Regions from separate parts of the Homo sapiens genome. Here region 2 is linked to region 1. A link is a loop called in an ENCODE intact Hi-C map of the cell type or tissue named here. Cell type or tissue: PC-9. All regions are shown on one strand.

Evidence for each region. A loop is a pair of places that touch in the nucleus more often than their neighbours do. Peaks named below come from ENCODE experiments on the same cell type or tissue, not always from the same donor. Only the 100,000 strongest peaks of a DNase experiment are listed, where the experiment ranks them.
Region 2: it touches region 1 in a loop (14-fold over the local background); 6 of 110 quality-filtered maps call a loop at or near these places.

The regions. Positions count from the first base shown.
Region 1 is chr15:74,629,216-74,634,215 of GRCh38, reverse strand. It overlaps CLK3 (CDC like kinase 3), which reads right to left. Exons shown (of 13, transcript NM_001130028.2): 13 at 4,015-4,509. The coding sequence ends at 4,333. EDC3 (enhancer of mRNA decapping 3) reads left to right here. Exons shown (of 7, transcript NM_025083.5): 7 at 1,270-3,658. The coding sequence ends at 1,604. Among named protein-coding and RNA genes, the nearest start is that of CLK3, 16 kb to the right of the region's middle. RefSeq lists enhancers at 1,916-2,065, 2,126-2,185, 4,391-4,891. In PC-9, CTCF peaks have their summits at 1,881, 2,081 (motif pointing right) and 3,198 (motif pointing left); no DNase peak of the experiment used is centred here.
Region 2 is chr15:74,436,675-74,441,674 of GRCh38, reverse strand. No RefSeq gene overlaps it. Among named protein-coding and RNA genes, the nearest start is that of SEMA7A, 5.2 kb to the right of the region's middle. In PC-9, a CTCF peak has its summit at 2,763 (motif pointing right); a DNase peak (open chromatin) is centred at 2,794.

The sequences.
Region 1 (5,000 bases):
AGGTTAAGGTCAAAGGAAGACAGAATCGACCACTGGATTTAGCATCTCTGTGGAGGCTCCTGGTGAGCTTGATGAGTGGTCTTAAGTGGAGTGGTAGGGACAGAGTCTGACTGGAATGGGTTTAAATGAGAACAGCAGGGAGAAGAATTGGAGAGAGCAAATATGGCCCAGAGAAGGGACTCCACCAGAGGTCACATAGTGAGTCAAGGGCAAAGCCTGGACCAGAAACTTCACCTGCTAAGTCTCGGGCCAGGCTCCTGTGGGCACACAGAAGATAGGATGCCACTCTCACTCTTGAGAGCCTCATCACCCACAGGGACTCCCCCCGGTGGCACATTCTAAGCAAGGAAGTTGTGAGTCTCTAGCTGAGAAATGCTAATACTCTAGGCTGAGAGCTGGGAAGGGGGCCTGGTGTGGGTTCCCCTTGTAATTTTTAACATGATGCCCCCTTCCAGGCAGTTCTTCCTCTTGCTGCCCAAAAGTTTTCCTATCCCAGCTGCTCCAGGACACAAGTCTCAACGACCATTAAGTTTGGTCTGATTTATGCTATTCTCAGTTTAACTTCTTAGGCCAGTACAGGATCTACATACTTGTTGAGACATCCTTTTCTAATACTGTCCCAGAAGCCTGGTTAGAGCAGAGGAGCCTGGGAGAATAGTAATAGGTTCCCTCTTAATTCTTAATTAAGGTTGGGCTGAGTGGAGGACCCATTCCTGTGAGATAATGAGTACGAGAGGGGACAGGCTTGCTAGAGTAGAATGAGTAGGCCAGCTGGAATAGAATAAGCATGCTCTCACCTGCTCACCCTTCTTGGGTCAGCAGATAGCAGTCAGCTCCTGTTTTTGCTGGACCTGAGTGGGGTTTCCCTGTGATGGCCACCTTGACAGTGGACTCTGCCTTCCCAGAGGTCATAAGGTGCCCAGGGCATTAGTTGGATATACAGAGGCATGCCTGAGAAGGCAGAGGAGGTGAGGGCTTTGTGCCCTGAGAAGCTCTGCACACTCAGGACGACAATGGTTCATCCTGAGAACTCCAGGAGGGCAGTGGTCTGCTGGGCTGACATGCACTTGGTCTCTAGCACTCAGCCCAGCCAGCTTGCAACTCCTAGGGCCTGTGCCCTGGCCCAGCTTTAAGAAGGCCAGCCTTTGGAGAGGCATTCGAGTGGTGTCTGGAAAACAAAGACACCCTTGGGGTGACCTGGGCCCTAGTCCCAGCCTGGGCTGCTCTCTGCTCATAGGGACTTTCAGATGGCACTCTTTCCACCTGCAGATCTGCCCACTAGCCCTGTGGACCTGGTCATCAACTGCCTGGATTGCCCTGAGAACGTCTTCCTGCGCGATCAACCCTGGTACAAGGCAGCTGTGGCCTGGGCCAACCAGAACCGGGCACCAGTACTCAGCATAGACCCTCCTGTGCATGAAGTCGAACAGGGCATTGATGCCAAATGGTCACTGGCACTGGGCCTGCCTCTGCCACTGGGGGAGCACGCAGGCCGTATCTATTTGTGCGACATTGGCATTCCCCAGCAGGTCTTCCAGGAGGTGGGCATCAACTACCACTCGCCCTTTGGCTGCAAGTTTGTTATCCCACTGCACTCTGCTTAGAGGGTTCCTGCGCAGGCAGGACTCTGCTGTCCCCTGCTGCTCCTGATAACAAACGCCTTAAGGATATGAAGCTTCATGGACCTTGTTAAAGTTTTTTCTCTTTTGGGTTTGTTTCTTCTGTGAGAGAACAGAACTTACTTAAAACTGACCTGTCACTTGCTCTTAGCCAGGGAAGTCTTTCCCACTGGGTTCCGGGCTGGGTGGCAGGCTGAGCGTGCAGCAACTCCAGGCATCTCTACCCTCAGCCCCCTGCACGGCCAGGTGGGCCTTTGTTTACAGCCGTAGGCAGCTCTCAAGACTGTGTTTCAGGTTTACAGCCACTGGGCCTGGGCACACACATTGAAGAGTGGGCCAGGTCCTGTCTGGGGGCCTGTACCTGCTCTATTTCAGAGCTTGTGGCTTTGTGTCTCCCCTGCTTTCCCCACGCAGACAGCCCTTCCTCTGTAGAACCAGCTGCACGGCAGCTGTCCACCAGAGGGCAGACCTGCACTCTCCATTCATGTCCAGGGCTGTGACAGACCAGGCCTTCCCCTAGCCCCACAAGTTGATTTGGGGGGTTTTGACCCTTACTCCTGAGCTGATCCAAGTTTTATGCTGATTTTTCCAAGGATCTCTCCCTCCTTTTCCCTCCATCACTCAGAGGTAGGGAAGGGGGCGGCATTAGGATGGTGTTACTGTATTGGGATTTTATGTTGTTCTGTCGTCTTCAGCACAGGTAGTATAAGGTTATATTACTGTAGAACCACAGTGCCCATCTTGCCAGCAGTGCCCGCCCCCACCCTCAAAGCTGAGCAGGTTGAGCCTTTGCCTAGTCTGGGGCCAGACCCCTCAGATGGGGATATCCCTGGGGGAGCCTGGTGCTGAACCAGAAGAGGCTTCCTGGTGCTTCTGTCCTAGGCCACCACTCCTCCAGCCCTTTGCCCGCACATACATGCCCCACCTACTCTTTCATCCCCTCTGCCCTTCCCCTGAAACGGTCCTTTGCAGCTGTCATCCCAGAGCAGGCAGATGGGCTCCCGTGCTTGAGCTCCACCCCAGCTCTTACATCATCTGGGCTTTGAACCTTTTACATTTGTCCAGTCTAGATGAGTAGGCTTGGGGCCAGCACCCTGTCTCAAAGATGGCAAAATGAGGCTAGTTCTGGATGAGCTAGCTGGTGTGGGTTCCAACCATAGGAACACACTGATGCTCAAATCCTAAGGTGCCAAGCTCTAGGCCCTGGAGGCTGGTAGAACAGGATCTATGCCTGGAATCCTGGCAGGGATTCCTGTCAAGGACTTGTGTTTAAGCCTGCTTCAGGGCTTCAGGCTGCTTCTGCTCTGTGTCTGCCCAGGCTGGCTGAGCGGGTGGATGGGTGGACAGAAGGGCTCACCAAGGATTGTGGACATAGGGTAGGCCCTGGTACCACGGGTTTCAGGCTGTTATCACTTCCCTTGTAGGAACATAGCCAGAAGCAGATGAGCCAGGGTAGAGGGCTGGCCCCTCCTCTCATCTTCCCTTCAGTCTTAAATTGTCTCCAGCGATGGGAAGAGGCCAGGGACTGTAACCCTTGTGCTGTGTATTCTCTGAGCCTCTGCTCACTCTCAGGGCCAAGCAGCTCCCAAGCCGGGGCCCTCTCTTGGCCAAAATCTGAGGAGCAGTCTAGGTTACAGGCTTTTTGGTAGGTAGGTTCTGGCTGCCTGTTAATGCAGTTAGGCCCCCTGATTAGGTACAGTGAGAAACAAGCTAGAACAACCCTGGCCCAGAAGACTGTCCACTCCAGCAAGATCCAGGGATGATAGCCTTGCAGGGCCACTGGGAGTTTGTGCCCAAGCTTCTCCCTCTTCTCTCCCCAGGGGGCACTGGGACTGGTCCCTGCCCTCATCCTTAGCCTGGGCCTTCCCCAGAGGTATTAAAGAGAAGTATGATTCCTCTGTCTTCAGTTCTTTTCAGGGGCATCCTGCCCATAGTACCCAGTTCCCAAGGGGCCCCCAGTCACGTGGTGAAGCCTAGCACTCATGCAGCTCTTAGGGAACCAAAAACCAGCACTGAAATAAAGCTGAATGACTGACTGAGTCCTGTGCCGTGTGACTTGCTCTGTAGGCTGTCATGAGGTGCTGTCTGTCCCAGCCTAGGAACCCGCCCCACTCGTCTCCTGCCCTCAGCAGGCCATAGTTGTTGGGCACATACAGCCTAAAGTCCTGGCCAGTAATGGGACTGGCAGGCTGTGGAAAACCAGACCCCACCTGGCTAGCCACGGTGGGCTGATTCCCTTAGGTTCTCTGGGGCTGAGAGGTACAGAAGCCAGCAGGGCAGAGGTGCCATCTAGGACTGCTCAGCAGCCTGGGCCCAGAGGATGTCCCCAATTCTGGTCTTACCCCTGCCTAGCTCTTCTGTGCCTGGCCCAGTTCACACTTAGCTCTCCACAAGCTGAACTGCTAAGAAAGACTTTATTAATAAGGTCAGGTAAGGGGAAGGCAAGGAGCCTGGAGATGGACACACTGGTACCAGGGGTTACAAACAGTAAGAAACACTTTATTATAACTTTATAACATATAAATAGCTTGGGTCAAATCTGTGCTTTCTGGCAGCTGGGCACCAAGTCTGCTCCCCTGCAGGCTCCTGCCTTCCTTCACATTGCACTGTTCATTGGGTGGCTCTGGCCTGGGGCCTGGCGGTCGAGGCTGGAGTCAAGGGGCTGGGCGGCCCAGTCCCGCCCTCCATCTCCTCATGCGGTGGCCTGTGCCTGTCATCTGCTTGGGTTGCGGCTGGTGTGGAAGGACCGCTCCTCAGGGGTCAGGCCAGCAAAGAAGGGGTGCAGCAGGGCCTCGGCCAGTGTGATGCGCTGGGCAGGGTCAAATTCTAACATCCTCCTCATCAGGTCAAACAGCTGCACGTGCTCCAGGGAGTCTTGGAGCATGTAACTCTGCTCAGGGACACAAGGTGCCTCAGTGTGACGGCAGGGTCGTGGGAAGCCACAGCAGGTCCCCTTGCCTCTGGGACGCCTTGCTGGACTGGATCGAGGAGGCAGTGATGCCTCCTTGGAGGACTCTACTTCCGCCCTCCTGGACAATGAGCAGCTCCTTTCCTTTCATGCCTGTTTAACGTTTTGCTCGGAACTTGCCAGGCTACTAGGTGTCTTGCTGGGTTGATGCCTCTGCCCCCACATGCAAAGTCCTGACAGGTGGGTAGAGATCACCTCTGCGAAATTCACTTGTCCGAGCACCAAATGCAGTTGACAGAGGCTTCCTGGCCATGTCTAGGTCTTCCCTCCCCCTCACCTCAGTCCTGCCTAGTTCTTCCCAAAATTTCGAGGAGAGAGAGGGACAGGAAGCAGCAGGGCTTCTGACATCTGGCTCTTCTGGTGTTCCCCAATTACATTCATAGCCACCCTATGGGGAAGGGGTAGGGCTAAGG
Region 2 (5,000 bases), 190 kb after region 1:
GCAGGTGGGGTCCCCTCTGGCCCTGGGCTGGGCTCAGGTCAGTTCAGCTGTGCCCCTAGTTCCTCTGGGCCTGGGCCTGTCTCGTTCTCATAGGCTCTGAGATCGCTGGGAATAGAATTCAACTTCTATGCTAGAAATGCTTTCGTGGCAACCCAGGCACTGGCCTACTCTATCTTGGCAAAACTAGCTAATATTAATAGTACATTACACAGCACAGTAGTGCTTATTTATCAAGCATCCTCTCTGTGCCAGGCATTGAGCTAGGCACTCACATGTGCCATCTTAGTTAATCCTCATAGCGACTCTGAAAACTAGATATTATTAGCCCCATGTACAGAGGAGTGCTTCCTGTATGCTGGGGAAGTGGCCTTTCTAGGGCTTGGGTGGGATTGTGTCAGCATGATTCCATCAGTGCACCCACCTGGGGCCTTGTGCCTGGCTGGCCGAAGGGTCTCCTAACCACTTACCTTTGGAGTGGCAGCTCAGGTCTTGGAGGGGACTTAGGCTTCTAAGTCAGATTGAGGTTTAGATTGCTTTTCCACATATGACCTAACTTCTTGGAGCGTCAGTTGTGCCTTGTTTGACGTTTTCCCTCAATTTCTATAAGTGGATATTGAGTATGTGTATCAGAGATGCCAGGCACTCAGAGCTGGGCCAGTGAATGTTCTAGATGGCATCAGGGCCCAGACAATGAAGTAACCCTAACAAGGACAGAAGCAAAGAAAGTCTAAGGTCCTGCAGTGGGGACCAGAAATTTTTTTTTTTTTTTTGAGACAGAGTTTCACTCTGTCACCCAGGCTGGAGTGCAGTGGTGCAATCTCGGCTCACGGCAACCTCTGCCTCCCGGGTTCACACCATTCTCCTGCCTCAGCCTCCTGAGTAGCTGGGACTACAGGTGCCCGCCACCACGCCCAGCTAATTTTTTGTATTTTCAGTAGAGATGGGGTTTCACCGTGTTAGCCAGGATGGTCTCGATCTCCTGACCTCGTGATCCGCCCACCTCGGCCTCCCAAAGTGCTGGGATTACAGGCATGAGCCACCGCGCCCGGCCAAGGGGGACCAGAAAATTAATTGCTCTTATGCAGAATCGAGTCTCATTTCTTCTCCTGGGCCCAGATTCAATAATCTTTCTCAAATGAGCATCCCAGAGAGCCACTACTGATGGTTGAGAATTGGCCCAGGGATAACCCTGGGCTGAGATCAAGAGGATTTAACAACGTGTTGTCTCAACCCATTAAGAGTGCCTTTAGAGGTGCTAGAATAAGGAGGAAGGAAGCTAGTCTTTCAGCCCTTTACTGCTCAGCCTCCACACTAGGTGTTGTGTTCTGATCTGAGGCCTGATCTTTGAAAGAGAGAGACACAATCTGGACTGTTTAGCACCTAGGAGGGGTCAGTAAAAGTTTGCTAAATGACGGACTGATCGTGTCTTAGAAATCAACCAGGATTAGAGAGCCTCTCAAGGAAAGCCCCATGAGGGATCTATTTGAAACTGGAGTTATTTACCCTGAATAAAGAGCCGATTTAGAAGGATGTGACCTCTGTGAAATCACTGAAGGGCCGTATTCCAGGAAGAGAGATTAGACATGTCCTTGTTGCCTCAGAGGGCAGATTTAGGACCACTGTTTGGGAGTCTTCCACTGGGGAAGAAAGCTCTGTGTCAGAGCTAAACAAGATGGGCAACGCTGGCTTGTGAGGGAGCTCATCATCACTGGAGGTATGTAAGCAGAACCTGCATGGCCACCATAAGGAGTCTTGTGAGTGGCTCTCAGGTAGGACTGAATCCCCTTTGACAGCTACTCCTAACTCCAGGAATTGAGATTCTTGGATCATTATATTCATGAAAGAAAGTGAACTGTTTGTGGGTAACCACCCTTTTGCATGTGTATCTCCTCACTGAAGTGGCCTCAGCAGGCCCAAGGATCACATCAGAGCTGGGAGGGTCCTGGGACATCTTCTCTCCTATAGACATCACTTTATTTTTATTTTATTTTAGTTTAGTTTAGTTTAGAGATGGAGTTTTGCTCTTGTTGCCCAGGCTGGAGTACAATGGTGCACTCTCGGCTCACTGTAACCTCCACCTCCTAGGTCAGGTGATTCTCCTGCCTCAGCCTCCTGAGTAACTGGGATTACAGGCACACAACACCATCCTCAGCTAATTTTTATATTTTTAGTAGGGACGGGGTTTCACCATGTTGGCCAGGCTGGTCTTGAATTTCTGACCTCAGGTGATCCACCTGCCTCGGCCTCCCAAAGTGCTGGGATTATAGGCGTGAGCCACCATGCCTGGCCGACATCATTTAAAAGCATATTTAATTCATCCTATAGAAGGAAATGCAGAAGATGGAATGAGAAAGCTTTGTCTCTCTCTGATACAGAGAGAAGATAGACCAGGAGAAGAGATGGAGTTTTAGCTCTTCTTTCTCATTTTGTACACAAAGAAACAGAGGCCTGGACTGGGTCAGGGCCTTGCTTGAGTCAGTATCCAGGCTGAGACTTCATCTTTGGCCTCCCAGCCATGTCTAGTCAGGAGATTTTGTTAGTCTAGATGGATTCTATGTGACATCCATGAGATTCTGCCCTGCCTCAGGCTTTGGACAGTGAGAATAGAGGCTCAGAGATGGATTAGGGGCATAGGAATGGGAGGGAGAAGTTTGTCTCCAGAAAGTCTGGGGAGTGTCTATCACAGAAAAGTGCATGTAGAATGTATGACTAGAACAGAGAGCAGAGATGCACTTGGTCTTTGCTAAGACTCGGCTCTGTTCCAGAGTGGCCACCAGGTGGCACTCCCACCACAAGCCCAGTGCCACGTTGGCCAAGTTTGGGGCTTGGGGCTAAGGATGTTGCTGATTTGTCTGTGGAAGGCACAGGACCTGTAGTGTTTTCAGGTGAGCTGAGTGCCCTGCTAGAAGGAAAAAAAATCTGTCTCTTCTCTGCTGACTGAATATTCCTCTTTGGATTTTTCCTTTGTCTTACTTAACTTGGCTGGCCCTACTTAGATCTTAGCAATTTAGGTAGGGTTGATCAGATAAAAATGCACGTAGAATGATTAGGATAGAAAGCAGAGATGTAGGCATGGGATGCTGCTGGGAGCACGACCCTCAGGGCTAAGAAGGTGGTGGCAGTTCTGAGAAGTTCTCCATTCACAGTGGGCTGAACTGATGTATGGAAGGTGGTGATCTCTGAACTGGTCTAGGAGGAAGAGGCAGGCACTTGAGGGGAATGTCCTGGCTGAGGTTTGGAGGCAGGCAGAGCACTGAGGGGAGGGTGAGGCATGGCCTGGGCAGCCTGAGAAGTGTCTTCTTGGCACTCCTTGCCTGACATGGTCTGCCAAGAGTTGGGCCAGGTATAGTGACTGTCGTGCCTGTGCCTGTGAGATAGTCACAGTGGGCACATGGTATGTTGGGGGTCCCAGATATGGGCCCCAGACCTGTTTTTATTTGCCCATATCCATCCTCCTTAACTTTTGAATTATTTGCCAATATTTTAAAAGAGAGAGTTTCAACAAAGAGTCAATTTTCTTTTCTTTTTTTTGATGGAGTCTCGCCCTGTCACCCAGGCTGGAGTGCAATGGCGCAATCTCAGCTCACTGCAACCTCCACCTCCCAGGTTCAAGTGATTCTCCTGCCTCAGCCTCCCAAGTAGCTGGGATTACAGTTGCGTGCCACCATGCCCGGCTAATGTTTACATTTTTAGTAGAAATGGGGTTTCACCATTTTGGCCAGGCTGGTCTCGAACTCCTGACCTTGTCAGATAAAAATGCATGTAGAATGATTAGGACAGAAATCATTGACCTTGTGATCCACCCACCTCGGTCTCCCAAAGTTCTGGGATTACAGCCGTGAGCCACCACCCCTGGCCTCTTTTTTCTTTTCTTTTCTTTTTTTTTTTTTTGAGACAGAGTTTCACTCTTGTGTCCCATGCTGGAGTGCAGTGGTGCGATCTTGGTTCACTGCAACCTCCGCCTCCTGGGTTTAAGTGATTTTCCTGCCTCAGCCTCCCAAGTAGCTGGAATTACAGGCGCTCGCTACCATGCCCGGCTAATTTTTGTATTTTTTAGTAGAGATGGGGTTTCACCATATTGTGCAGGCTGATCTTGAACTCCTGACCTCAGGTGATCCACCTGCCTTGGCCTCCCAAAGTGCTGGGATTACAGGCATGAGCCACCGTGCCCAGCCCTCAATTTTCAGCTTCTCTTGAAAATCATACTACCTTTCACTACTGGGTTTACTTCTTCATGGTTCCATGGGCTGGAGCTGAGTCGAAATTGCCTTATAGACAGCACAGGGTTCTGCAGACCCCAGCCCACCCACTCCCCTCGTTCTCATCAGTTCCAAGTCTCTGCCCCCTGCAATAGGTAGTAATGGTGGTAGGCAATAGGAATTGTTGCTGCTGTTAGTAGCCAGGAGGTCTGAATGGCCACCAAGCTCTGAGGCCTCAAAGAAGGGGTGGGATCTAGCATGGAGGGGGCTGTTGGGGATTGAATGCCCTCTGAGAGCTACTTCTAATCCTAAGAATTGGGATTCTTGGATCATCGTATCTGTGAAAGGAAGTGAACTGTGTGTGGGTGACCTCACGTCTGCATATGTTATCTCCTCACGGAATCCTTCTATCTCCCACAGGCCTCTTGTTTGAGGTGGGTCACTCCTGTGAAGGCCATGTGTAGCCATGGAATCAGGGCTGAGGAGGAGGTCAGATAACTCTGGAGAATGGAAGGATGAGTTAAGTTGGACCCTGAAAGGTGAGAGGCTTTAGTTGGAATGTTGGGGGGATTGCCCGGGGCTTCTGCCACTGCTTCAAGACCATGAATCTCAGGTCTGTGTGTATCCATTTCTTTCATTCCAAAAGGAGCCTTCTTGGATTGGGCTGTGCCTCAGCTGTCCATGGGGCTCAGGAAGTGATCCTTCTCAAGGTATTTTTCTTATCGATAGAAGCCCTGCATCATTTCTTCCTCCCTCCCCTGAATGTGGAATCATGGAGAAGGGAGGGACAAGAATGTGCCT